Regions from separate parts of the Homo sapiens genome. Here region 1 is linked to region 2. Evidence: read pairs that join two places in POLR2A ChIA-PET (ENCODE). Cell type or tissue: endothelial cell of umbilical vein. All regions are shown on one strand. Each heading gives the region's core, and the rest is flanking DNA. Links, peaks and the distances in the headings are about the cores only. Region 1 overlaps RETREG3 (reticulophagy regulator family member 3). Region 2 overlaps STAT5A (signal transducer and activator of transcription 5A).

Region 1 (14,205 bases), core at 2,210-10,209, 270 kb after region 2:
TGAGTTCTTCCCTTGCCCCATCACCTTAAGTGGGATGGGGAGAAAAAAACCTAAACCACAGTGACTCCCAAAAGGAGTCTCTGCCTCAGTGGCTCCTAGAACTGGCAGGGTCCAGCTGACTCAGCTCCGACTGGTCCAGAAGTTCAAAGTCATCCCCCTCAGCATCAGTGTCCAGGTCTGAACTGGGGGACCGGAGGAAGCCTCTCGTTGCTCTCTGGGCAGGTGCTCCAGAAGGGCCTGGTTGGGAGGCCCCTGACAAGGCCAGCTGAATCATACCCTGGGAGACCAGGCTGGCAAGGTTGCTGGTGAGGTTGGATCCTACAGGAAGAGCACCAAGCAGGAGCTCCGGCAGCGCAGCCTCGTCCCGGCTGGCAGGTGGGGCCTGGGGCTCCTCAGCCCCTGGCGGAGAACGGTACATCAAGCTGGGCATGCCAATGCTAGTGTCGTCCTCATCATCCAGGCCAGCAGGATCCATATTAATGGAAGGGAAGTCTGGAAGGTCTCTGGCAAAGGATTCCTCTGGATCACTGTGACCATCTAGGTCTGGTGGAATACAGAAGTGTCTGAGTCATGGCACCTACCTGGCCCTCCTGTGCCCCAGCCCCACATGACCAGATTTTTCCCACCCTGGCTTTCTCAGGGCGAAATAAACCCATGGGACTGGTATACCTTTCCCCTCCACTTATAGGTGGCTGTGATCTCTACACAATTCCCCCTCTCTTCTATGTCCCCTGTGAGGCTAGTGCCTGAGGCTACTAAGGGACTAAAGTCTTCAAGAAGGGCAGCAGTGCCATCCTGGCTGTAGCCACAGCACTCAGGCTGCTCTGCCGCCTGATCCATAGCTCAGAAAACAGGAGAGGGGCAAGCACCAGTATCCCCTCTGTTCAGGGAAGCTAAGAGGCAACAGTCAGAGCCATTATCAACTGAGGTCAAAGGCTCCCCTCACCTTCAGAGCCTTCCGTTAGAGGTGTTTGGCCCCTTGAAAGATTGAATGTGCCATTGTCTGTACAGGAGACTTCAGCGTCTGAGTGCTCAGAGTCTGTGATGGCCAATTCCCTGGCAACAGTAGAATCGTCCAGCTTAGGAAAAGACCAACAAATGTGAGATAATGCCATCAGGAACCAGGTGTAGTCACCAGGTACAGCTTTACTAATCAGCTAGCATTAGTTATCCGAAGGCCATCAAATCAATGTAACCAGGGATAGATGGTAACTTCCCGTTGAAAACTCCCTCTCCCCTTTATTTTTTTTTTAATCAATACATGTGAAAGTAACAACAACAAAAAAAATCTTGACCCCTTTTAGGCTGCTCTCCCAAAGAAAACACTCATTCATAACCTCTTAAGCACAGGAAGAAAAGCAGTCTTGGGGGAGTCAATTACCCACTTACTTTAAGGCAAATAATTGATCCAGAGATAATTTTTCAAAGTGGTAGGAGGATACACATACTGCACAGACCCAAGGGTGAACTGGGCTGTTTAAAAGATGATCATACTAGCTCCAGAAGTTCTTCCATAATGGTAGGGTAAAAAGAGATACGGAAGAGCGGTGCTGGGCATCAGGCTCTAATTGAGACCTAGGTTGATTACAGGAATGATATGATAAAGAAAAAAATTGAGATCTAGGAACAAAGTCTCACTTCTCTCCTTGTCTTGGGAACAAGGGGAGTCTAAGGCCTCAAACCTGGTTATGGCCTAAATGTGAGCTGTCGGATGGTTAAAAGGTAGCTAAAGAAAACTGGACAGTGAAGCAGCTCCCACACTCAAGATACCTGAGGACAGAAGGCAGCAAGCTCCTCTTCGCTGTCACTGTGGTTGTCCATGGCTCGTTCTGGGTGGAGAGCTCTGCGGCGTACTGTGGGAAGAGCACAAAGTCTTGCTTGATACCTTCTCCCAGCGTAAAATCCCCTTTGGACTTTAAAGACATAAAATCAGAACACAAAACAAAGAGCCTCTCTGAATCTGGCTCTAAGCCTACATAATAATAACAGAAGGCTGAGCTGCTGAGCCTAAATGCAAGGTGAGTTGAAAACACTGGAGAAAATATCTCAGCTTCCAACATCCTCTCCACCAGACCCTACATATTTCTTTTTTCTTTTGAGATGGAGTTTTGTTCTTGTTGCCCAGGCTGGAGTGCAATGGCGCGATCTCGGCTCACTGCAACCTCTGCCTCTTGGATTCAAGCAATACTCCTGTCTCAGCCTCCTGAGTAGCTGAGATTACAGGTGCTCACCATCACACCTGGCTAATATTTGTATTTTTAGTAGAGACGGGGTTTCATCATATTGGTCAAGCTGGTCTCGAACTCCTGACCTAAGGTGATCCGCCCACCTCAGCCTCCAAAAGTGCTGGGATTACAAGTGTGAGCCACTGCGCCCGGCCTGGCACACATTTCTATTCTGGTCAGATGATCAAATACCAGGCTTTGTCAACAACTCTCTGGATGGCTAAAGGCAGACCTAATGTCAAGGTGTTAAGTGGACATGATCAAAGAGAGGGCAAAAGGAGATGCACACCTTGTTAAATCAGACTTTTGAGGACTGGTATTATTCAACTGGCTGCCCCAAGGGGACTTGGGCCTTGGTGACCAAGTGCAGGGCTCTTTGAAGGCCAGGCCTCCATAAAACACAAAACCTGACAAGACCACACAAGGGAGGGAAAAGTTTGTACTACCATCATTGTGTTGCATGGATCTCAGGCTAGTACACTTACAACCTCTGAGGCAGCAGTTTTTAATCACCTTTGGGAGGCAGCTTTTACTAGTGAAGAGACCAGGCTTAGGAGTTGAAAGGATCTGCTCTGGGCTCAGCACGGTGGCTCACACCTGTAATCCCAACACTTTGGAACGCCAAGGCAGGAGGATCGCTTGAGCCCAGGAGTTCAGGATCAGCCTGGGCAACATGAGACCCCATCTCTACAAAAAAATTTAAAAATCAGATAGATGTGGTGACACATGCCTGTAGTCCCAGCTACTGAAGGGTTTGGCGGGGCTGAGTAGAAGGATCACTTGAGCCTGGGAGGTCAAGGGTGCAGTGAGCCATGATCATGCCACTGCACTCCAGCCTGGGAAACAGAATGAGACCCTGTCTCAAAAAAAAAAAAAAAAAAAAAACAAACCACAAATACTAGGAATTTATCTTCACTGTCTAGCTTTTATTCAACTTGAAAGAGCTTTTATCAGATAGGTTTAAAACGGGAGCCTAGGATTACAAATGATAAAAACTGGCAAGCCTGCACAGGTTTCCCTAGAACAGAATATCATTTTTACCTATCAATCCTCACCCCCACCAACTACCCCCGACTTCCACTTTTGAGGACCCACCCAGTATGTCAGACCTATGGGCTTCTCCTTTTCGCCCCAAATTGCGTAAGTGGAAAGAATGACACCATGACACTTACATTGTCTCTCTCTCTGCTTGGACATCATGTAGCCACGGACACTGAAGTCTAGCCGCTGCAGAGCTGGCTTCAGCCGCACATATGCTCGATCCCACAGTCGGTGGTACACAGCAAGGGGCCACATCATGACAGTGACAACTGTGAGGAGGCATGGGAAACAGTGACAAAATGGAGAAGGGGCTGCAAAAAACATTCCCAACTGTAGCGCTGCTATTGGTCCTTAGGGCTTGGACACAAAGTGTGGAACAGATCTGCCCAAGTCTGCCAGTCATCTTCACCAGTCTCCCCTACACATGAAGGAGTCTTTGAGGGCAGGGACTTCTACAGCCACCCACAAAGCCTACTGCAGGGTTGTGCACAGCACAGTATGCTGCTGACAGGCCAAGGGCAGAACCTGGCAATGGGTGTCACTGAGCCATAAATGGAAATTACACAACAAATCATGCGAGGTTTTGATATACAAAAGCCACAGGCATAAGTACTTAGTTCTTCCAGCCCCAAGCAAGCTGAGTACATGCCAACAGGAAGTAACTAAATTTACAAAACTATGCTCCAAGTGGGAAAAAAGTACTCTGGCATAAATAGAACCTAGCAGAGAAACCCCTAAGAGTTATGTTCTGCTGACAATACCCTGGCTCTAAAAATTCTCTCCTTAAACAGGGACAGGCAGTCCTTTATAGTTGGTAATACCAACAATATATGTTAGTGGACCCTCATCAATTTCTGACTTGGTAAGAAATGAACTTTGTATGTGGAGAGCCTGCTAAAGAAGGATATTTTCATGACACTAAACAGGTCATGAAAATATGCAAAGGTCATATCCTAGAGAATTGAAATATAACAGTCCTCTCCCCACACCTAGAGTTAGCCATAGTTGGAAAGCTATGAGCAGGGTATACTTTGTAGGGGAGGTATATGTCATACTTACGCATCAAGTAGGACAGCAGAAGCCCAGGGACGTAGCGGCCCAAGACAGCCAAAAAGGTCAGTATCCCACAGCTCAGCAAGCAGAACTGGGGAATCAAGAAAGAGTATTAAGTTTCTGTCACATGGCAGGGGACTGGGGTGGGTGTGAAGGGTTAGGGTAGAGATATGACAGAAAGACTCTGTAAGTCAAGCATGGACGTGCAGCCACTGTTGCATCCAAAGGTGATTCTGTTTGGGAAGAAAAGGAGCATGTCCCCTTCTATTCAAACTCCTTTTACATGGCTAACCCCATAGGGCTGCACCTTTCCTGCCAAGAAATTGGTTTGAATAGGACTTAGCCAAAAATTCTCTCTGAAAGCAATGTTGGTGGTGGTTTTTTAAGTCAACAGAAACACACACAAAACCCAAAAAAACACAACAACCTATCACATATTTAATATGACACAGAATGTACACAAGAAAGCTTTCTTTCCTATCTTGAAGCAAGAAAACGGCCTCATCTAAGTGGCAACCACACCAAATGAGCAGTCACCAAGCTCCTGTGTTAGTCCTAATGGCTGGTCAGAAGGCCTTTCCTATAGCTTCCTTTTGTCTCTATGAACATCATAGTCTTTACTTTCTTGAATGAAGACACATAGTAAAGGAGCTGTTTCAGTTTAGCATGAACTGAACTGAGAGGCCAGAGATGAAAGTGAAAAAGGGAAGAGTCTTACCTTGCCTGGGTTTTGCTTTTTGAAAAGCAAAACATTCCTTATGAAAATGGTCCCACTAACCCAGACTTCAGCTACATGGTGGCAGAGCTCGGGCACGCTGAGCAACCGAGGGTGCACAAAGCCCCAGCTATGGGAGAGAGAAGGGGGAGCTGTGAAAGGAGGGTGTTGAGGGTCCCCCCATCTTGCTGTGCAGGCAGCCAGTGCTTCCGGTTTTAAATGGGGTTTGGGGAGTGACTAGGCCCAGGTGCTTTGGAGGTGAAGCATGACTTTCTTCTTGGCTCACCAGGTTGAAATCTGAATTTAGGTACAAGGAGGACAAACTTGTTCTGACAACTCCACCCTATGAGCAAGCAGCCCAATCCACGTGTGTAAACCTGTCCCCAGCTCCAAGGCCCTTTGTGCTTAGAAACGTTTTCTTCCTTGCACTCAGACCATTCCAATTCCCTGTGATTGCAATCCAGGGATAAAAGTGAGCATAGTCTGACTGACACCACTGCTGCTAAGGGGGAGGAAATGGTGGATGTGCCCCTTAGAAAGAAAATAAATAAAGCAAAACCAAAATAAACCACAGCAGAGAAAATTCTTTGGATCAAACAAATGGAGTGGATGAACTGAGAAATGAAAGCAGGAGCTGTAAGACACAAGAGGAATCTTTGGCTTTGACTTGCTGATGCCAGGAACCAATGTGTTTTCTGACCGGGAACTTTAAATAGCCAGAGGTCACAGAAAACACTAAATGACCTGGTATAAAAGCCAGGAGACAAATGAAGTTAGCTGCCTTTAAGTTTTCTCACTGGGACTGAATAATGCAGCTGATTCCCTGGCATGTCAGGTTATGGGGCACTGTAATGCTTCTTTTTCAGAAACTTCTCTTGTAAAGATCAGAGGACACAGGCCATCTCAACATATTGCTGCCTGAACTTTAGGATGTGTTAAAATGATCATTTGGAACAGCCTAGGTTCTCAGTTTACACTGTGTGTCCAGAACATGGGGTTAACAACATGTAACCAGAATATTACAAGAGAATGAATCAGAGCAACAAAAAGGGATTTAATTAGTGTTCCATACCTCTCATTGTCTAATGCGTCGGGTCTTGGCACTACAATATTAAAACAAACACCAGCATTAGTTGGTAGGGAAAACTAAACATGAAAATGTTAGGCTGTTGGTCTGACAGCTCAAGTTTTAATAGGTTGGGGAAAAGAAAACAGTAATAGCCGATAAAAAAGGAGACACTGTGTTATACTGCCAGTTAGGGAGCTGCAGACAAGGGAATAATCACTTATGCCTACTCATTTTTCGAGGGGAAGGAAGGGAGGTCCAAATGGACTATTTGAGCCCCCTTCTAATGACCTCAGCTGAAAGCCAAGGTGTACAAGAAAAATGGTCCATCTCACCCCTTGAGTGTGTCTGGGATACCCATACACATCAATCTGTGCCAGGCTACACAAGGTACGTTGTAACAACTCCAACCCTAGAAATCCACCTGTTGTGTTTATTTTTTTTGAGACAGAGTCTTCTCGCTCTGTTGCCCAGCCTGGAGTGCAGTGGCACGATCTTGGCTCACTGCAAGCTCCGCCTCCCATTCTTCTGCCTCAGCCTCCTGAGTAGCTGGGACTACAGGCACCCACCACAATGCCCGGCTAATTTTTTTTTTTTTTGGAGACAGGGTCTTGCTCTGTAGCCCAGGCTGGAGTGCAGTGGCGTGATCTCAGCTCACTCAGCCTCCCGAGTAACTGGGATTACAGGCACACGCCACCATACCTGGCTAATTTTTGTGTTTTTAGTAGAGATGGGGTTTCACCATGTTGGCCAGGCTGCTCTCGAACTCCTCCACCTCCCAAAGTGCTGGCATCACAGGCGTGAGCTACCGTACCCAGCCGAAATCTGCCTGTTCTCTTTATTTTTTTGAGACAGAATCTCACTCTGTCACCCAGGCTGGAATGCAGTGGCACGATCTTGGCTCACTACAACCTCCACCTCTGGTGTTCAAGCAATTCTCCTGCCTCAGCCTCCCAAGTAGCTGGGATTATAGGCACCTGCCACCACGCCTGGCTATTTTTGTGTTTTTAGTAGAGACAGGTTTTTGCTATGTTGGCCAGGCTGGTCTTGAACTCCTGACTTCAGGTGATCCACCCACCATAGCCTCCCTAAAGTGCTGGAATTACAGGTGTGAGCCACCACACCCAGCCTGCCTGTTCTCTTTAAAAAGAGACCCAGAGCTAGGTGTAGTGATGCTCACTTATAGTTCTGCCTCCTTGGGGGGCTGAGGCAGGAGGATCACTTGAGCCCAGGAGTTCAAGTCCATCCTGGGAAACACAGTGAGACCCTGTCTCTAACCAAAAAAAAAAAAAAATGGGGAGACCCATTATCTACCTGAATGATGTATAAGTCTTTTGAGATTCACCAGCCATTAGATAGGCAGATGAACTACACGATTCCTTGAAGTCTCTATAAAATATGATGGGCATGTATTTAAAACCTGTATACTCTGGTTTGAATATCTTGCCAACACTTCAAAATTAACCTGCCTAAAATCTACATCAGTTTTCCTCTCTCACCCCTTCAAACCAACTTTCCTGTCTGCCTTTGCCTGCTAAGTGTAATGCCATTCTGCCACTCTCTTAGCTTTAACCCCCATCCACTTATGTCTTTTATTATACATATATAACAATTATTATTTTCTGAGACAGGTGTCGCCCTGTTGTCTTGGCTGGAGTACAGTGGTGCGATCACGGCTCACTGCAGCCTCAACCTCCAGGGCTCAAGGGATCTTCCCACTTCAGCCTCCCAAGTAGCTGGGGACCACAGGTGCACACCACCATGCCTGGGTAATTTTTTTATTTTTTGTAGAGACAAGGTTTCGCCACGTTGTCCAGGCCGGTCTCAAATTCCTTGGCTCAAGCAATTCTCCTGCCTTGGCCTCCCAAAGTGCTGAGATCACAGGCATGATCCACTGCACCTGGCCCCAACTATTTATGTCTTGATCTTCCTTATTCACAGCTCTCCAGGCCATCCATCATTTGTATTCACTGAGGCCTCTCTGACTACTTCTCACAAAGACACTGCCACAGTCTCCTAACAGGTCATCCTGTTCCACTTTTCCTCCTTCCATGTGGTCCTAAAAATGCTACTAAATTAATCTTTATTATCGGCTGGGCGTGGTGGCCCACGCAGGTAATCCCAGCACTTTGGAAGGCCAAGGCACGCGGATCACTTGAGGTCAGGAGTTCAAGACCAGCCTGGCCAACATGGCGAAACCCCATTTCTACTAAAAATACCAAAAAAATTAGCTGGGCGTAGTGGTGCACGCCTGTCGTCCCAGCTACTCAGGAGACTGAGGCAGGAGAATCATCTGAACCTGGGAGGTGGAGGTTGCAGCGAGCCAAGATCGCGCCACTGCACTCCAGCCTGAGCAACAAAGTGAGATTCTGTCTCAAAAAAAATTTTTTTTACTTAGCTGGGTGTGGTGGTATGCACCTGTAGTCCCAGCTAATTGGGAGACTGAGGTGGGAGGATCACTTAAGCCCAGGGATTTGAGGTTGCAGTGAGCTATGATCATGCCACTGTACTCCAAAACCTGGACAACACAGTGAGACCTAGTTTGTTAAAAAATAAGAATAGGGCTGGGCGCGGTGACTCACGTCTGTAATCCCAGTACTTTGGAAGGCTGAGGCGGGCAGATCATCTGAGGTTGGGAGTTCAAGACCAGCCTGACCAACATGGAGAAACCCCATCTATAGAAAAAATACAAAAATTAGCTGGACATGGTGGCAAGTGCCTATAGTCCCAGCTGCTCAGGTGGCTAAGGTGGGAGAATTGCTGGAGCCCGGAAGGTTGAGGCCACAGTGAGCCATGATTGCGCCACTGCACTCCAGCCTGGGTGACAGACCAAGACTCTGTCTGAAAAAAAAGAATGCGCCAGGTGCGGTGCCTCACGCCTGTAATCCCAGCACTTTGGGAGGCCTAGGCGGGTGGATCACCTGAGGTCAGAAGTTCGAGACCAGCCTGGCCAACATGGTAAAACCCCGTCTCTAACAAAAATACAAAAATTAGCCAGGCATGGTGGTGCGTGCCTGTAATCCCAGCTACTAGCAGGGCTGAAGCAGGAGGATCACTTGAACCTGGGAGGCGGAGGTTGCAGTGAGCCAAGATCATGCCACTGCAGTCCAGCCTGGCCAACAGAGTGAGACTCCGTCTCAAAAGAAAAGAAAAGAAAAGAAACCAACAAAAAACCTAATCCCAACATACTTTCAGTTTTATTTCCTAGCACTCCCTTTAATGAACCTTCATCCTGGCCATATGATCAATTCTCTGATGTCAGGAAATGCTTTGCAACTTCTGGTTCCTCAGACTAATCAAGCCACTGGACTCTCTAGAAACAGACTTTTTTCTCAATCTGTTCAAATCTTTTGCTTTGTTCCACTCTCAGGCTAGGGAAAAAATACATGCTAAGTATACTAATCACATACTGCACTGTGACATCTGTGGTGCTGGTCTATAATTGTCACTTAATTTTTCATTTGTTTATGTATGTATTAGCTTTTTAAAAAGACACCACATGTCATGGTACTTTCTTTTTTTTTTTTTTTGAGACTGAGTTTTGCTCTTGTCACCGAGGCTGGAGTGCAGTGGCACGATCTCGGCTCACTGCAACCTCCGCCTCCCAGGTTCAAGTGATTCTCCTGCCTCAGCCTCCTTAGTGGCTGAGATTACAGGTATGCATCACCATGCCCAGCTAATTTTTTGTATTTTTATTAGACGGGGTTTCATCATGTTGGCCAGGCTGGGCTCGAACTCCTGACCTCAGGTGATCCACCCGCCTCGGACTCCCAAAGTGCAGGGGTTACTAATAGGCGTTAGCCACTGCGCCCGGCCATCATGGTACTTTCTATAAGTCACAATTGCCTAGCCTAGTGTTTTGCAAATGAGCAATGTAAAAGGAATTCCTGAGAGGTACTGCCTCAATAAAGATGCAGTGTCCAATAACGATAATTTATTATTTTTCATTTGAGGACTACTTATTCCTCAGGCCATTATGTTGGCAAAAATAACTCAGGTGGTGAGTACAGATTTCCTGTGCTTAGTAACAATGGGAAGGGCAGAACCCAGCTCTAAGGAACCATAATTGGGGCACAAGCCCTTCAAGTGCCTCCTAAAGCAAATGATTCAGACTTCAAAAGACAGTCCCCAGCTCCATACACCTCCTCATAAACCCCTAATACTAAAGGTACAAATTATAGGAAAGGCCATCTTCAGTTCAGATTGTTCTAAATGCTACCAAACTCACCTTTTATTTCAGGCCAGATTTTGTTCTTCCATTGATCAATACACACAATGATCATCAAGCCAAATGCAAGTAAAAACACAAGACGAAGAGATGTCAGGGCAAAAAACCTACAGAGGAAGAAAAACAGAAGAAAGATCATTTACCTAGTTATCCTAATTTCAGAAAAGGCCACGTGTGTACGATGGGCTCTGTGGTAAACAGACTTGAGGTCTAGCTTTTTTTGTTCTGACACTTAACTAGTTATACACCTAGGGTAAATCATTTAAACCTTCTGGACCTTAACTACTCTACCTATGGGGCAGAGAAAATAATTTGCTGCTGTAAAGGCAGAGGACTAAATCAAATAACCTCTTAAAGCTCCTTCTGCTTTCCAGTCTATATCTCTATTAATTTCACGGAGAAATTCATCCTTGATAACAAGTTGTTATAATGAAAGCAAACATCTTTCTACCAAATTAGACCCTAGTGTAGGGCAACAAACTGACAGAGATGCACTCAAGAGCATTTAATTCAATTACATATCTTTTTACAGATCTAGGAACTGAGGCCTGAAAAATATTTGATTAAGGTCACACAGAAAGTTGGCATAAAAGCTATATTGAAAAGCAAGTTCTGGCCAGGCACAGTGGCTCAAGCCTGTAATCCCAGCACTTTGGGAGGCTGAGACAGGTGGATCACCTGAGGTCGGGAGTTTGAGGCCAGCCTGGCCAACATGGTGAAACTCCGTATCTACCAAAAATACAAAAATTAGCCGGGTGTGGTGGTGTGCACCTGTAATCCCAGCTACCTGGGAGGCTGAGGCATGCCTGTAATCCCAACTACCTGGGAGGCTGAAGCACGAGAATTGCTAGAACCCAAGAGGCGGAGGTTACAGTGAGCCAAGATCATGCCACTGCACTCCAGCCTGGGCAACAGAGTGAGACTCTGTCTCAAAATAAATAAATAAATAAAAGCAAGTTCTCCAGAATTAACACAAATGCTTCTCAAACTCTTCCAAAAAACCAAAAAAAGGAAACACTTCTTGATTTATTTTGTGAGGCCAGCATTATCCTGATACCAAAGCCAAAGACACAATAAAACTGTAGACCAATATTCCTTATGAATATAGATGTAAAAATCTTCAATAAAATACTAGCAAGTTAAATTCAGCAGCATATTAAAAGTATTATACACCATGAACAAATGAGATTTATCCCAAGACTGCAAGGGCGGTTTAACATACAAAAAAATCAGTAAGTGTAAGGCATCACATCAATAAGGTAAAGGAAAAGCTAGTTCTTATTTGAAGGAATCAACCATAAAAAAATTTTGAGGCCAGGCGTGGTGGTTCAAGCCTGTAATCCCAGCACTTTGGGAGGCAGAGGCGGGCAGATCTTGAGGTCAGGAGATCGAGACCATCCTGGTTAATATGGTGAAACCCTGTCTCTACTAAAAATACAAAAAAATTAGCTGGGCATGGTGGCGGGCGCCTGTAGTCCCAGCTGCTCGGGAGGCTGAGACGAGAATGGCGTGAACCTGGGAGGCGGAGCTTGCAGTGAGCCAAGATCGCGCCACTGCACTCCAGCCTGGGCGACAGAGCAAGACTCCGTCTCAAAAAAAAAAAAAAAAAAAAAAATTGAACAATCTGAGAAATCTGACATTGAGAACACATCTAATGATACTAAGGAATTTTTTTCTTTTAGATGCTAAGTGTTAAGGTAGTTATTTTTTTCAGATCTATTTTGGTTTAATATTAAATGAGGAAATTCAGAAACACAGATTAGTACAGATAGCATAAATGCTACACTCTGGGTCATTTTTTCCCTTTTTTCCCCCTAAGTAACATGTGATGTGAACATGAACTATAGAGCCCTGGCCAGGTGTGGTGGCTCATGCCTGTAATCCCAGCACTTTGGGAGGCTGAGGCAGGCAGACTGCTTGAGCTCAGGAGCTCGAGACAAGCCTCGGCAACATGGGGAAACACCATCTCTAAAAACAAATACAAAAAATGAGCTGAGCATGGTGGCGCGCTTGCGGTCCCAGTTACCTGGGGGACTGCGTCACAAGAATTGCTAGCCTCGGAGGTAGAGGTTGCAGTGAGCGGAGATCGCACCACTGCACCTCCAGCCTGGGTAACGGAGTGAGATTCTGGTCTCAAAAAAACAAATATTGGAGCCAATATGAAAATCATGTATAGATTAGAACAGAATATAAATAGCATTTCACAGTATTCCGAAAAGACTAGGCATGGTGGCTGACGCCTGTAATTCCAACACTTTGGGAGGCCAAGGTGGGCAGATCACCTGAGGTTAGGAGTTCAAAACCAGCCTGGACAACATGGCGAAACCCTGTCTCTACTAAAAGTACAAAAATTAGCCAGGTGCAGTGGCGTGCCTGTAGTCCCAGCTACTCGGGAGGGTGAGGCAGGAGAATCGCCTGAACCTGGGAGGTGGAGGTTGCAGTGAGCTGAGATCGCGCCACTGTACTCCAGACTGGGAGACAAAGCAAGACTCCATTTCAAAATAAAGGCTGGGCGCGGTGGCTCACGCCTGTAATCCCAGCACTTTGAGAGGCTGAGGCGGGCAGATCACGAGGTCAGGAGATCGAGACCATCCTGGCTAACTCGTTGAAACCCTATCTCTACTAAAAATACAAAAAATAAAAAAATTAGCCGGGCATGGTGGCAGGTGCCTGTAGTCCCAGCTACTCGGGAGGCTGAGGCAGGAGAATGGCGTGAACCTGCGAGGCGGAGCTTGCAGTGAGCTGAGATTGCGCTACTGCACTCCAGGCTGGGCGACAGAGTGGAACTCCGTCTCAAAATAAATACATACATACATACGTTTATCCGGCTGTACATTTGAATATACATACATAAATGGGGGACTGGCCTAAGGAACTTTACGTTTTGTTTGTAGATTTTTTTTTTTACTTTTTTTTTTTTTTTTTTTTGAGACGGAGTTTCACTCTTGTTGCCCAGGCTGGAGTGCAATGGCGCGATCTTGGCTCACTGCAACCTCCACCTTCTGGTTGAAGCGATTCTCCTGCCTCAGCCTCCCGAGTAGCTGGGACTACATGCATGCACCACCACGTCCAGCTAATTTTTTTTGTATTTTTAGTAGAGACGGGGTTTCACCATGTTGGCCAGGATGGTCTCGATCTCTTGACCTCGTGATCTGCCTGCCTCAGCCTCCCAAAGTGCTGGGATTACAGGCATGAGCCACTGCGCCTGGCCTTTTGTACTTTTTTTTTGAGACGGAATTTTTTGAGACACCATATTGGCTAGGCTGGTCTTGAACTCCCTGACCTCGTGATCCTACCTTGGCCTCCCAAAGTGCTGGGATTACAGACATGAGCCACCGCACTCTGGCCCTTTTTTTTTTCTTCAGAGTCTTGCTCTTGTGACCCAGGCTGGAGTGCAGTGGCACGATCTCAGTTCACTGCAACCTCTGCCTCCCAGGTTCAAGCAATTCTCCTGCCTCAGCCTCCCAAGTAGCTGGGATTACAGGTGTGAGGCATGACACCTGGCCATAATTTTTAAAAATAACATTTTAAAATCATACAAAGAATGAGGGATGGACGGGAACAAGAACTCAGAAATCCAGTCACCAATGACAACCCTATTTCTTTCTTTCTTTTTTTTTTTTTTTTTTGAGACGGAGTCTCTCTCTTGGTCGCCCAGGCTGGAGTGCAATGGCATGATCTCCGCTCACTGAAACCTCCACCTCCCAGATTCAAGAGATTGATTCTCCCTGCCTCAGCGCGCTGAGGCAGGAGGATTGGTTGGTTAAGTCCAGGAGGTTGAGGCAGCAGTGAACGTGTTCACGCCACTGCACCCCAGGCTGGGAAACAGGGCAAGGCCCTGTCTAAGAAAAAAAAAAAATCATTAAGAAAAAATAGA
Region 2 (11,968 bases), core at 1,669-9,668:
TCTACACCCCGAGAAAGACAAACATGCCCCTCGGTCCCCTCCCCAAGTCAGCTGCCCCGGCCTCCCTGGTGGCTGAAGCTCTGTTCTCTTCCTTCTGCAGGTTTGTGAATGCATCTGCAGATGCTGGGGGCAGCAGCGCCACGTACATGGACCAGGCCCCCTCCCCAGCTGTGTGCCCCCAGGCTCCCTATAACATGTACCCACAGAAGTAGGTGGTGTTCTCATGGGGTCCGCAGGGGAAGAACTGGGGACTTGGCCCCAGGCTGGACTCCTGGAGGGCTGGCGGGCAAAGGATCCAGAGCTCTGGTTAGGCCCAAGTCCAGGAGGAGTGAGATCAGCCAGGAAAACAGAGCATTTTGAAGCTAGACATAGCAGGGTCAAGTCCTCACTCTAGTACTAACTGTGTGATCTTGGGAAAATGATTGAGCCTCTCTGATGCTCAAGTTTCCTTATGTGTAAAACGGAGGCAAGAATGCTTGCCTCATGAGAATGGGATGAGCATTAAACTGAGACAGTGTGGGTGAAGCATTTCCACAGGGAGGGGCTTGGAAGGGCTTGATACAGGGTAGCTATGAATGGGGTGGTTGTTCTTGAGTCTGGTGGGAACAAGGTAGATAATTAATTCCCTTCCTCACTGTGGATAGCCAGGGCTGGATGTCTGGGAGGTACCACCTTCCAGTGGGACCACTGAAGATCCCAGGTTCCAATCCGGACTCCACCACCTCCCAGCCAGGTGGCCCAGAGCAAGCTTCCTGATATGGCCTTGGTTTTCTCGTCTATAAAACGGGGTCAATACCCACTCTCCAGTTGGCTGTAAAAATTGGAGTCATGTGCTCAATAGGCTCAGCTGTTCTAGGTGCTCAGTGAAAAGATTCAGCTGTTCTAAGTGCTCAGTGAACGGGGCGGTGCCTACCATTGCAGCTGAGCATCATTGCAGGTGGGCAGAGCCCACTGTGTCAGCCACCTGGTTTTAAGATGAGGACACGGAGAGGGGAAATGAATTCCCTAAGATTATTCAGTGAGTTAGCAAGAGATGCGAATAGAGTGGGGGTCTGCAGAAGCCAGTGGGCTGACTGCTACCCAGCTTGGGGTGGGGTGGGGGCATCCAGCCAGAACTGGTCCTGTTCTCATGAGACGGGTTTGAGTGGAGAGCAGGCTGGAGGCTGTCCCCAGGGAGCTTGAGGCTGTGAGACATGCCAGCTCCCTCTGACATCCCCCTGTCTTTACCAGCCCTGACCATGTACTCGATCAGGATGGAGAATTCGACCTGGATGAGACCATGGATGTGGCCAGGCACGTGGAGGAACTCTTACGCCGACCAATGGACAGTCTTGACTCCCGCCTCTCGCCCCCTGCCGGTCTTTTCACCTCTGCCAGAGGCTCCCTCTCATGAATGTTTGAATCCCACGCTTCTCTTTGGAAACAATATGCAATGTGAAGCGGTCGTGTTGTGAGTTTAGTAAGGCTGTGTACACTGACACCTTTGCAGGCATGCATGTGCTTGTGTGTGTGTGTGTGTGTGTGTCCTTGTGCATGAGCTACGCCTGCCTCCCCTGTGCAGTCCTGGGATGTGGCTGCAGCAGCGGTGGCCTCTTTTCAGATCATGGCATCCAAGAGTGCGCCGAGTCTGTCTCTGTCATGGTAGAGACCGAGCCTCTGTCACTGCAGGCACTCAATGCAGCCAGACCTATTCCTCCTGGGCCCCTCATCTGCTCAGCAGCTATTTGAATGAGATGATTCAGAAGGGGAGGGGAGACAGGTAACGTCTGTAAGCTGAAGTTTCACTCCGGAGTGAGAAGCTTTGCCCTCCTAAGAGAGAGAGACAGAGAGACAGAGAGAGAGAAAGAGAGAGTGTGTGGGTCTATGTAAATGCATCTGTCCTCATGTGTTGATGTAACCGATTCATCTCTCAGAAGGGAGGCTGGGGTTCATTTTCGAGTAGTATTTTATACTTTAGTGAACGTGGACTCCAGACTCTCTGTGAACCCTATGAGAGCGCGTCTGGGCCCGGCCATGTCCTTAGCACAGGGGGGCCGCCGGTTTGAGTGAGGGTTTCTGAGCTGCTCTGAATTAGTCCTTGCTTGGCTGCTTGGCCTTGGGCTTCATTCAAGTCTATGATGCTGTTGCCCACGTTTCCCGGGATATATATTCTCTCCCCTCCGTTGGGCCCCAGCCTTCTTTGCTTGCCTCTCTGTTTGTAACCTTGTCGACAAAGAGGTAGAAAAGATTGGGTCTAGGATATGGTGGGTGGACAGGGGCCCCGGGACTTGGAGGGTTGGTCCTCTTGCCTCCTGGAAAAAACAAAAACAAAAAACTGCAGTGAAAGACAAGCTGCAAATCAGCCATGTGCTGCGTGCCTGTGGAATCTGGAGTGAGGGGTAAAAGCTGATCTGGTTTGACTCCGCTGGAGGTGGGGCCTGGAGCAGGCCTTGCGCTGTTGCGTAACTGGCTGTGTTCTGGTGAGGCCTTGCTCCCAACCCCACACGCTCCTCCCTCTGAGGCTGTAGGACTCGCAGTCAGGGGCAGCTGACCATGGAAGATTGAGAGCCCAAGGTTTAAACTTCTCTGAAGGGAGGTGGGGATGAGAAGAGGGGTTTTTTTGTACTTTGTACAAAGACCACACATTTGTGTAAACAGTGTTTTGGAATAAAATATTTTTTTCATAAATTTGCTGCTATGGCTCCTGGTTGGGGCGTTGGTGGCCTCCCTGGGTGATGGGAACCCCTGGAGCTGGTTGTTCTGTTCCTTCCCGCGTGCATGCCTGATGCTGTCATTTTTAGTCTTAAATTTTAACTCTGCCCGCTTTGCTGTGGTTTTCAGGGTGCTGGCCACCCCTGGAATACTGTCAATGCTTCTCAGAAGGGTAAGGAGCCAGTTTAGGGGGCACAGATTCCTTAAAAAGCAGGGGACTCGAGGTTTGGGGAAATGATGGAGATGGGCGCGGGTGGGCAGAACTCTGACCCAGGCTTCTCCTTAGCAGCTGCTGCTCCCAGCAGCCTCGAAGCTGGCGGCTGAGGGCCCGGCGCCAAGATGCTTCTCAACCCTCGGGGCCAGGGGCAGTCCCAGAGCCGCAACAACCGTCCCATCCTCCTCCTTCCCAGAGACCAGCAGGTGGCACCACGCGGCTGCGCTGTTTTCAGCTGGCTGCCGGCGACTGTGCGAGGCGGAGGTGCAGCAAGCGGGACCGGCTCGCCCCGGCTGGACCCCCGCACTGCCGGCTGCAGCCAGTCCCTGCTGTCGCTGGGGCCCTTGGGCTCAGGGACGCGCGCTCCCTGGGCGGGGCTGGGAGCCAGGTTTGCGGGCAGGTTCCTTCTGAGCTCAGAGCTCAAGCGAGGGAGAGGGGCGGCGCGTGGGCCCCAAGAGGGAGGTGCAGGGGGCCCAGAGCAGGGGGAAGGCGGGGGTGGGAGAAGAGAGGAGGGGAGGGGACGGGCAGGTGCCACCGCCCCAGGGGGCTAATCTGATCCATCTCTGCGAGGGAAGGTGCTCGCTCGTAGCTCCCAGGCGCGGTCTCCAGGGCGCTGGGGCACGTGTAGGGGTGGGGAGAAGCCCTGTGGGCGCCCGCGTAGCTGAGGTTGGGGCGCCTTTCCCTGCATTATCACCGCTGGCTGCCGGGGGCCCTGCAGCCACCACCGGGTGTCTGCGTGTTGTCCCCGCTGGGTGAACTGAAGGGAAAGTGATAAAGGAGCCAACTGTGGAAGGGGAGGCCTTGGTGCGGTGGGAGTATCTACCCCCCACCCCGCTTAGGTGGCTTATCTGACCCCAGACAGGACGAGGCCGCTCTGGGGGGTAGGAGGGGGCCGGGGAGGGAGGCCTCCACTCTGACACCTTTCTGCCGTTGGACTATTGACCTCCTGCTCCTCCAGGCACCCCTTACCTCCGGGCTGGTGGCTAACATAAGGGGGTTGGCGGGGGGGATTAAGGCAACCACCTCCTCTCAAGACCCTTTCCGGCCCTTATCCCAGGCCCCACCTGTGTGTGAGGCCCCCTCAGAACTTATGCAGGGGAAAAGGAAGCCTCCACCAGCCAAACAGAGCTGCCATGCTATCAGACGGTTCCTATATAACGTTTATTTCTGGAAGTTAAAGTAGATACAGCAATATACCAAAAAAAAAAAAAAAAAAAAAAGACAAAAAACCTCACAATAATATAAATTTTTACACTATGAAGTACACATTGGAATTTGAATGCAGTGGCCAGGACAGCAGCTTATAAACCACCTTATAGGTAGGTAAGCAACCCACGGGATTCCCTCGGCTGGGCTGGGGATGGGGAGGGGGCAGTGGACAGGAAGCGGGCAGGGCCTGAGGACCCTGTTCTTTAATGGGCCACAACAGGGCTCAGCTCCTCTCAGAACTTTTGCTACAATCAGAGTTAAGACCAGATACATGCTACCTAAGGCCATGAACTTGACAATATCTGCTCCAGAGAAGCCCTGAACCCTCGCCCTAGGTCCCTATGATTTAAACCCAATGGTAAGCCCAAGTCTCACCTTTCTAAATATTCTGTTTATCAGTTAAGCTTATTATGTACTGAAGAGTGTTGCTGGAGAAGTAAGAGCTCTGCATGACACATCAACTGTCTCCAGGCAGGAGGACTGGGGCGAACCCTGTTCATCTTAGAGAAGGTCGTCTCCCCCTTAATTCAGAGACCAGCTAATTTGATTTAACAAACAGAATTCCACAGAAACTCTGATCAGCTGAGGCAAGGTGGTTTTGAGTTGCCAAATCCGGCCATGCCTCTGAGTCAGAGGCAGCCCATCCAGCACGTGCTAGGTGTTCCCATACGCACAGGAGAGGCGAGCTAGCCAGCCAAGGCGGGCAGGCGGGGAGGCCCTCTAGCTGTTCTGCCTCACCTGTGGGGCCCCAGCAGGGAGGAGTCACCAGCCTCAGAGGGAGGCCAGGTATACACCCTCATACGAGGGCAGACTCAAGTTTATCAGTAAGCCTTTGCCCTGCATGAACTGAATGAAGACGCCATTACAAGTGCCACTGGATATCACCAAGAAACTGGCTAAGAACCATATTCCCTGAGCTCAACCAGACACGTCGCTGGGGCCCCATAGTGTGCATCATGTCCAACCTGTAACTCTCTCCCCCTCTTCTTCCATGAGGTCCTGAGACCAGGATTCCTAAAACAAACAGGATGAGGGACCTTTAGACACGCAAGGAGACATGCCTCTAGCAGGATCAGGGGGACTGGGGTCGGGAGGGTGGGGCAGGAAGGAAGCCAGAATCAGAAGTATCCCAGCCCTGATAAGGCACCCACAGAAACAACCTAGCCTCTGAAACAGCAGATCAAGTCCAGGGAGAAAGGGAGTCAAGGTTGTAAGCACCCTCTGCCCAGCCTTACTCACTAAAAGGCCAATACATTACAAAGGAAAATAAGTCTATTTATAAAAAAAAGTCTAAAATGCTTAGATTCTCCTTAAACCTTCCTATTTCAACACCAAAGGCCAGGTTGCAGCTTCAGATGTCTTAAGGGTTTGACCTGAAGCCCGTTTCAGGGATTATATAAATTACCAGCCTGAAGGAAGCTGAATGCTTAAAGCACCAAGGAGGCTGTTAACTGAAGTTTCTTTTTTTTTTTTTTTTTTTTGAGACAGAGTCTCAGACTGTCGCCCAGGATGGAGTGCAGTGTGCAGTGGTGCAATTTTGGCTCACTGCAACCTCCGCCTCTCAGGTTCAAGCGATTCTCCTGCCTCAGCCTCCCGAGTAGCTGGGACTACAGGCGCCCACCACCACACCCAGCTAATTTTTTGTACTTTTAGTAGAGACGGGGTTTCACCGTGTTAGCCAGGATGGTCTTGATCTCCTGACCTTATGATCCGCCTCGGCCTCCCAAAGTGCTGGGATTACAGGCGTGAGCCACCATGCCCGGCTGCTTAAGTTTCTTAAATACAGAAAGGCTATGCTGATACAGTGTTTTTTGCCCTTTAATTGTTATTATTTCTTAATTTAAAAAGAAACCTAGGGCTTAGATAGTCCTATCTTCTATTTGGATGTCAGCAAGGTTAAAAAGTGCAATGCCAGGAGTATGTAGCTATAGGTGGCCTGTGGCATTTGCTTACAGAAACAGGCAGAAGGATGCCGCAGGCACCAGGAGGCACTTGTCTAAGAACAACAACAACAATAACAAAAAGCTGCTGAGAAAGGAGGGCAGGGGAACAAAACAACACAAGACATTTCCTTTTTCTCCCTCTAGCCACCCCCCGCCACATCCCCTGATCATGGGTCTCAGAGAACACATCCTTATTTGCATTTAGATAAAAGCAGATCACCCACATTCACTCATTTCTCTATTTTTAAAAGTGCCCAGATTGCTCAAAGATAGCAGAAGTAGGAGATTAAAAAAAATCTGGAACCACAAAGTTAGTAGTTTCAGATGATCTGGGGTTTGGCTGTGTGAGGGGTGGCAGAATGCAGGTAGGCGCCTCAGTCGTATCTTTCTGCAGCTTCCGTTCTCAGCTCCTCACATGGGGGAGGTAGCGCACTCCGAGGTCAACTCCATGTCAAAGGTGAGGGACTCTGGAGGGACAGACAGGGAAAACTAGTTCAGTTGTCCACCCTCTGCAACTGGCAGGCCACGCCCCCAGCCCTTCAGAGGACAGGGCCCAGGCTACCACTGCTATCCAATCTCCTGCCCCTTAAGGCCCAGGGATGGTCAGAAAAGCCAGATTTACCCTCCTCCCTGGAGGACCCTGCCTCGGGAAGGGTCCTTTCTCATTCCCACCTTAACTGATTCCCAGAGCTCCATGTTTACAGAAGCTCTAAGGCTGTCCTGAGATCTTCTGCCCTTGATCTACTGTTTAATTCAGGAGCCCCGAGACACACGTGGCCACCAAGCATTTGAGATTTGGTTTGTCCAAACTGAGCTGTGCTGTGGCTGTCAAAAGCCCACTGGATTTTAAAGGCTTAGTATGAAAAAAAAGAATAAAAAAAGGTCTCAACTTTTTCTTTTTAGTTTAGTTTTGTTTATTTGAGATGGAGTCTCACTCTGTCGCCCAGGCTGGAGTGCAGTGGCACGATCTCTGCTCACTGCAACCTCCACCTCCCAGGCTCAAGCGATCCTCCCACCTCAGCTTCTTGAGTAGCTGGGATTACAGGTATGCGCCACCATGCCCAGCTAATTTTTATATTTTAGAGATTTTGGTCAGACTGGTCTCGAACTCCTGACCTCAAGTGATCCACCCACCTCGGCCTCCCAAAGTGCTGGGATTACAGGCATGAGCCACTCACCCAGCCTCAACTTTTTCTGAAATGTTAAATTGAGAGTATGTTGGATTTAGTGGGTTAAATAAAATATATTGTAAAAATTAAGTTCGTCTATTTCCAGTGTGGCTGCTAGAAGATTTATACTCACACATGTGGCATTCATACCATCTCTTTTGGAAAGCAAAGCTCTAGAATCTCCTACCATTCCGAGTGACCAGCTCTCGGTGTGTACATGTGAGAGCATCACACAAAGGGGACCAACTTCCCTTATAGGGACAAAGTCTGTCAACCAAATACTCACCAAACTGCCCTCCTGCTGAGGGTTCAGCACCTTCACCATTATTTCCAAACTGCATCAATGAATCTAAAGTGCGGGGGGACATCGGCAGGTCAATGGTATTGCTGCAGGTCGTTCTGTAGGAAATGGGGGGCAGCAGGAGGGGAAACGGGGGGTTGACAAGACACAATGGAAAAAAAAAAAAGAACAAAACACACACACACAAGCCATCAAACTCTGGTCTCCAACAGAAAAATAAAAGCTCAAGCTTTTTAAACACACAAGGTCACTTTGAGTACTAAACATAGCCCAGGGGCTTCCAACCTTTGGCAGATTAACTCTCACCCAGTGTCCCATTCCCAGGGATAACTGAGGATATTAGAAATGAAGGCAAAACGGGGAAAGGAAGCCACTTACGGTGTCACACAGATAAACTTGGTCTTCAGGTATGGGGCAGCGCCTGGGAAGAAGAAAACCAGTTTTCTTACTGACTGTGACTTCGCATTCAGTAAGCAGAGCTGGAGGAAGCCATCTGCCTCGGCAGGACTGATTTGAAACTCACTCATCCTCATGCCAAGATTGTCTGGAAAGCTCCATCTGCCCCTCAGGGTTGTCTGCCCTCATTTATACTATTTGATCTCCCAGGCACTAGCAGCTGTGAACTTCAGTTCTTTGCACAAAGCTGTCCTGAGCTGCAGAGACTTTTCAGCATAACCTTTTCCCACCTGACCCTAGACTAATGCCACCTTGTGTCCCTTCTTTCCCTAGATTATGTAAAAGTTTAACAGCCTCCACGTGGTCTGAGCATTCTATTCCGGCCTGGTCATATCTCTTAGATAACTTCTCTGCATGCAGGAACCGAGCCTGTGTAGTCTTTGCATGGTGTCCAGCCTAAATACCAATATCACCAAGTCTTTAAAGAACATGGAGACTGCTAATGCTTGTGGTTCCAAAGCCAAAGGTTATATCTCTTATTCCTACCAGCACTAATCTGGCCTCTACCACATTTTTGGATGAGGGCATGAGTAACTTTCTAGTTGGATAAATACGTCAATCAAAAAGCACCAAAGAGAATGTGACTTTGTAAGGCAGTACAATTGCTTCAACTAGAAGACCGGAGACCTGGGTCCAGGTACATCTTCAATAGCTAAGAGACCTGGAGCAAGGCATGGTCTCTCTCTTTTGTTGCTGTTGTTCTTATTGTTTTGAGACAGAGTCTCACTCTGTTGCCCAGGCTCAAGTGCAGTGGCACAATCTCGGTTACCGCAACCTCCTACTCCCAGGTCAAAACGATTCTCCTGCCTTAGGCTCCCAAGCAGCTGGGACTACAGGTGGCACCACCATGCCTGGCTAATTTTTGTCTTTTTTTTTTTTGAGACGGAGTCTTGCTCTCTTTCGCCCAGGTTGGAGTGCAGTAGCGCCATCTTGGCTCTCTACAACCTCTGCCTCCAGGGTTCAAGTGATTCTCCTTCATCAGCCTCCTGAGTAGCTGGATTACAGGCATCTGCCACCATGCCTAGCTAATTTTTTTTTTGTAATTTTAGTAGAGATGAGGTTTCACCATGTTGGCCAGGCTGGTCTTGAACTCCTGACCTCAGGTGATCCATCTGCCTCACCCTCCCAAAGTGCTGGATTACAAGTATGAGCTATCATGCCCAGCCTTGGCCACAATGCCCAGCCCATATTCTCTTTTATGTATAAAATAAGAGGGAGGGGGAAGACAAGGTGCCAATTTTCTATGAGCTTTGTCATTTATAATTCTTGTTCTACAGTTAGAAATGCGTTGACGGGAATAAAATGAATTTTAGATGCTGAATGCTTACACCAAGAGGTCAAGGAACCTTGGGGATACTGGCATGAAATCTGGGGAATTCAGGTGAACAAACCATTGAGAAGGCATGGGGCAGGGTGAGGTGGGCTGAGAACAGCACGGTCATAAAACATGAGGCTTAGACAGAACCTGAGGGATCAGAGAGCATGATGACCATGTGAAAGAAGGCACTGCAGAGTGGCTCTTGGGCTGCCATCTGAGTTTACTTTGGGCCAAGAAACTGATCAATTCAGTGCAGAATTCAAAGGAGCTACTGAGGCAAGACTCTAGTGTCTTATAAATCCAACTGTTTTGGCCCAGCCCTTAGGGAGCTGACACCCTAGACAGAAAAGGATTTAATTCTCCAGCATTCAAGATAGCTGAGGCCAGGCACAGTGGCTCATGCCTGTAATCCCTGCACTTTGGGAGGCTGAAGCAGGTGGATCACTTGAGGCCAGGAGTTCAAGACCAGCCTCACCAACATGGGGAAACCCTGTCTTTAATGAAATTACAAAAATAGCTGGGCGTGGTGGCACGCCTGTAATCCCAGCTACTCAGGAGGCTGAGACAGGAGAATCACTTGAACCTGGGAGGCAGAGGCTGAAGTGAGGTGAGATCGCACCACTGCACTCCAGCCTGGGTGACAGAGTGACAGACTGTCAAAACAAAACAAAAACAAAAACAAGGCTGGGCACTGTGGCTCACACCTATAATCCCAGCACTTTGGGAGGCCCAGGCGGGAAGATCACTTGAGGTCAGGGGTTCGAGACCAGCCTGGCCAACAGGGTGAAACCCGGTCTCTACTAAAAATCCAAAAATTAGCCAGGCATAGTGGTGCATGTCTGTAATCCCAGCTACTCAGGAGGCTGAGGTATGAGAATCTCTTGAACCTGGGAGGCAGAGGTTTCAGTGAAGCAAGATCGCGCCACTGCACTCCAGTCTGGACGATAGAGCGAGACTCAGGCTCAAAAAAAAAAAAAAAAAAAAAAAAAAAGCTGAGAAAAATGACTTCATTGTGTGGCTTTGTACAAGATTGTAAATGTACTTTATCTAATTTGTAAGTGGCTCCGAACCTCTCCCTCAAGCCATAAGGAAATGCTATGTGGGCTTCCAGTAGAGAAGGAAGAGAGAAGAGTCTTGGGAGGATAATCTAACCTGAGACCCTCATACCATAATACTCTTGTGATGGAAATAGAGAGGAAATGGTCACATGCTCATCGTCCTGAAGGCACCCATTTTAAAATAACACAGGGACACCCCCACACCCGTCACCACACTCACATGGAGTCCCTCAGGGCACACTCCTCTCAGCAAGGCAAGGCAAATTACTCAAGTAATTAGTTCCTTTCTCCTGATGAGTGCCTGGCCCCTGAGGAAACGCTGACATCGCTGGGCAGGAAAGGACCTGGCCTCCCAGCCCACAGGAAGGGCGATGGTAATGGAGGATGCAGCCTCAGACTGGGAGGTGGGACCTTGAAAGCAAAATGAGTCAAAAGGACCAGCCGTGGGACCCCAACGTCCTCTGCAGAAGGAACAAAGAGCCGTGTGGCAGGGGCTGATAAACAGATCTCCCAACTGAAGCACACATGCAAAGGGAGATAGGTGGCAGACAGGAAGTGAGTAACTCTTACAGCAGGAACAAGACTCAGGACCCCAACAAAGGAGAAAGGCAACGGTCAATTAGCTCCAACTCCCTCTTCCAAGCCCCATTCTGCCCCATCTCAAGAAATCCCTCAGAAGGAATTCCTAGGAAAAAGTGGGAGGGAAGTTGGTAGGTTTCTGTGTGTGTGCTATTTGGACAAAAATAGTTTTTTCAACAGCAACTAGGGCAAGGCGCCAACCCTAAAGGATCACATTAAAGAGCCCATCATTAGGCCAGGCACAGTGGCTCACGCCTGTAATCCCAGCACTTTGGGAGGCTGAAGTGGGCAGATCACCTGAGGTCAGGAGTTCGAGGCCAGCCTGGCCAACATGGCGAAACCCTTTCTCTACAAAAAATACAAAAATCAGCTGGGCATGGTGGCACAAGCCCATAATCCCAGCTACTCGGGAGGCTGAGGCAGGAGAATTGCTTGAACCGGGAGGTGGAGGTTGCAGTGAGCCGAGATGGTGCCACTGCACTCCAGCTTGGGTGATAGAGCAAGACTTAGTCTAAAAAAAAAAAAAAAAAAAAAGCCCATCATTGGCTTTATGATTACAGAAAGTTAAATCAAACAAAGAATGGCAAACCAGAGACTCCCCATCAAGACCTGCACAAAGAACCCAGAGAGTCAAAACAGCAAGTGCTGAAGGGGAACAGACAGGGCTACCCCCTCCACACTGAGGACAGCTGCAGAGATTACAGTTTTGTTTCGTTTTTTTCTTTCTCTTCTTTGTGTGTGTGTGTGTGTGTGTGTGTAGTGGGGTCTTGCTATGTTGCCAGGCTGGTCTTGAGTTCCTGGCCTCAAGTGATCCTCCTGCTTCAGCCTCCCAAAGTGCTAGGACTGCAGGTGTGAACCCCCATGCCCAGCTGAGATTACAGTATTTTTAATTTCTCTCTCTTTTTTTTTTTTTTTTTTTTGGTGAGTCAAGGTCTTGCTCTGTCACCCAGGCTGGAGTGCAGTGGTGCGATCATGGCTCACTGCAGCCTCAACCTCCTGGGCTTAAGCAATCCTCCCACCTCAGCCTCCC

Evidence for each region. ChIA-PET counts read pairs that join two places held together with the same protein. Peaks named below come from ENCODE experiments on the same cell type or tissue, not always from the same donor. Only the 100,000 strongest peaks of a DNase experiment are listed, where the experiment ranks them.
Region 1: POLR2A ChIA-PET joins it to region 2 with 5 read pairs; 4 of 35 experiments call an interaction of 5 or more read pairs at or near these places.

The regions. Positions count from the first base shown.
Region 1 is chr17:42,581,728-42,595,932 of GRCh38, forward strand. It overlaps RETREG3 (reticulophagy regulator family member 3), which reads right to left. Exons shown (of 9, transcript NM_178126.4): 2 at 10,329-10,435; 3 at 6,107-6,137; 4 at 5,038-5,164; 5 at 4,326-4,410; 6 at 3,398-3,535; 7 at 1,771-1,853; 8 at 947-1,079; 9 at 1-543. The coding sequence ends at 86. Among named protein-coding and RNA genes, the nearest start is that of PSMC3IP, 11 kb to the left of the region's middle. In endothelial cell of umbilical vein, for the core only: no CTCF peak of the experiment used is centred there; no DNase peak of the experiment used is centred there.
Region 2 is chr17:42,309,277-42,321,244 of GRCh38, forward strand. STAT5A (signal transducer and activator of transcription 5A) reads left to right here. Exons shown (of 19, transcript NM_001288718.2): 18 at 101-208; 19 at 1,231-2,667. The coding sequence ends at 1,393. STAT3 (signal transducer and activator of transcription 3) reads right to left here. Exons shown (of 24, transcript NM_139276.3): 22 at 7,906-7,948; 23 at 7,513-7,625; 24 at 4,048-6,524. The coding sequence ends at 6,469. Among named protein-coding and RNA genes, the nearest start is that of STAT5A, 27 kb to the left of the region's middle. RefSeq lists an enhancer at 1,615-1,664 and silencers at 2,917-3,056, 3,127-3,226, 3,347-3,506. In endothelial cell of umbilical vein, for the core only: a CTCF peak has its summit at 3,095 (motif pointing right); a DNase peak (open chromatin) is centred at 3,115; H3K27ac peaks cover 1,945 bases.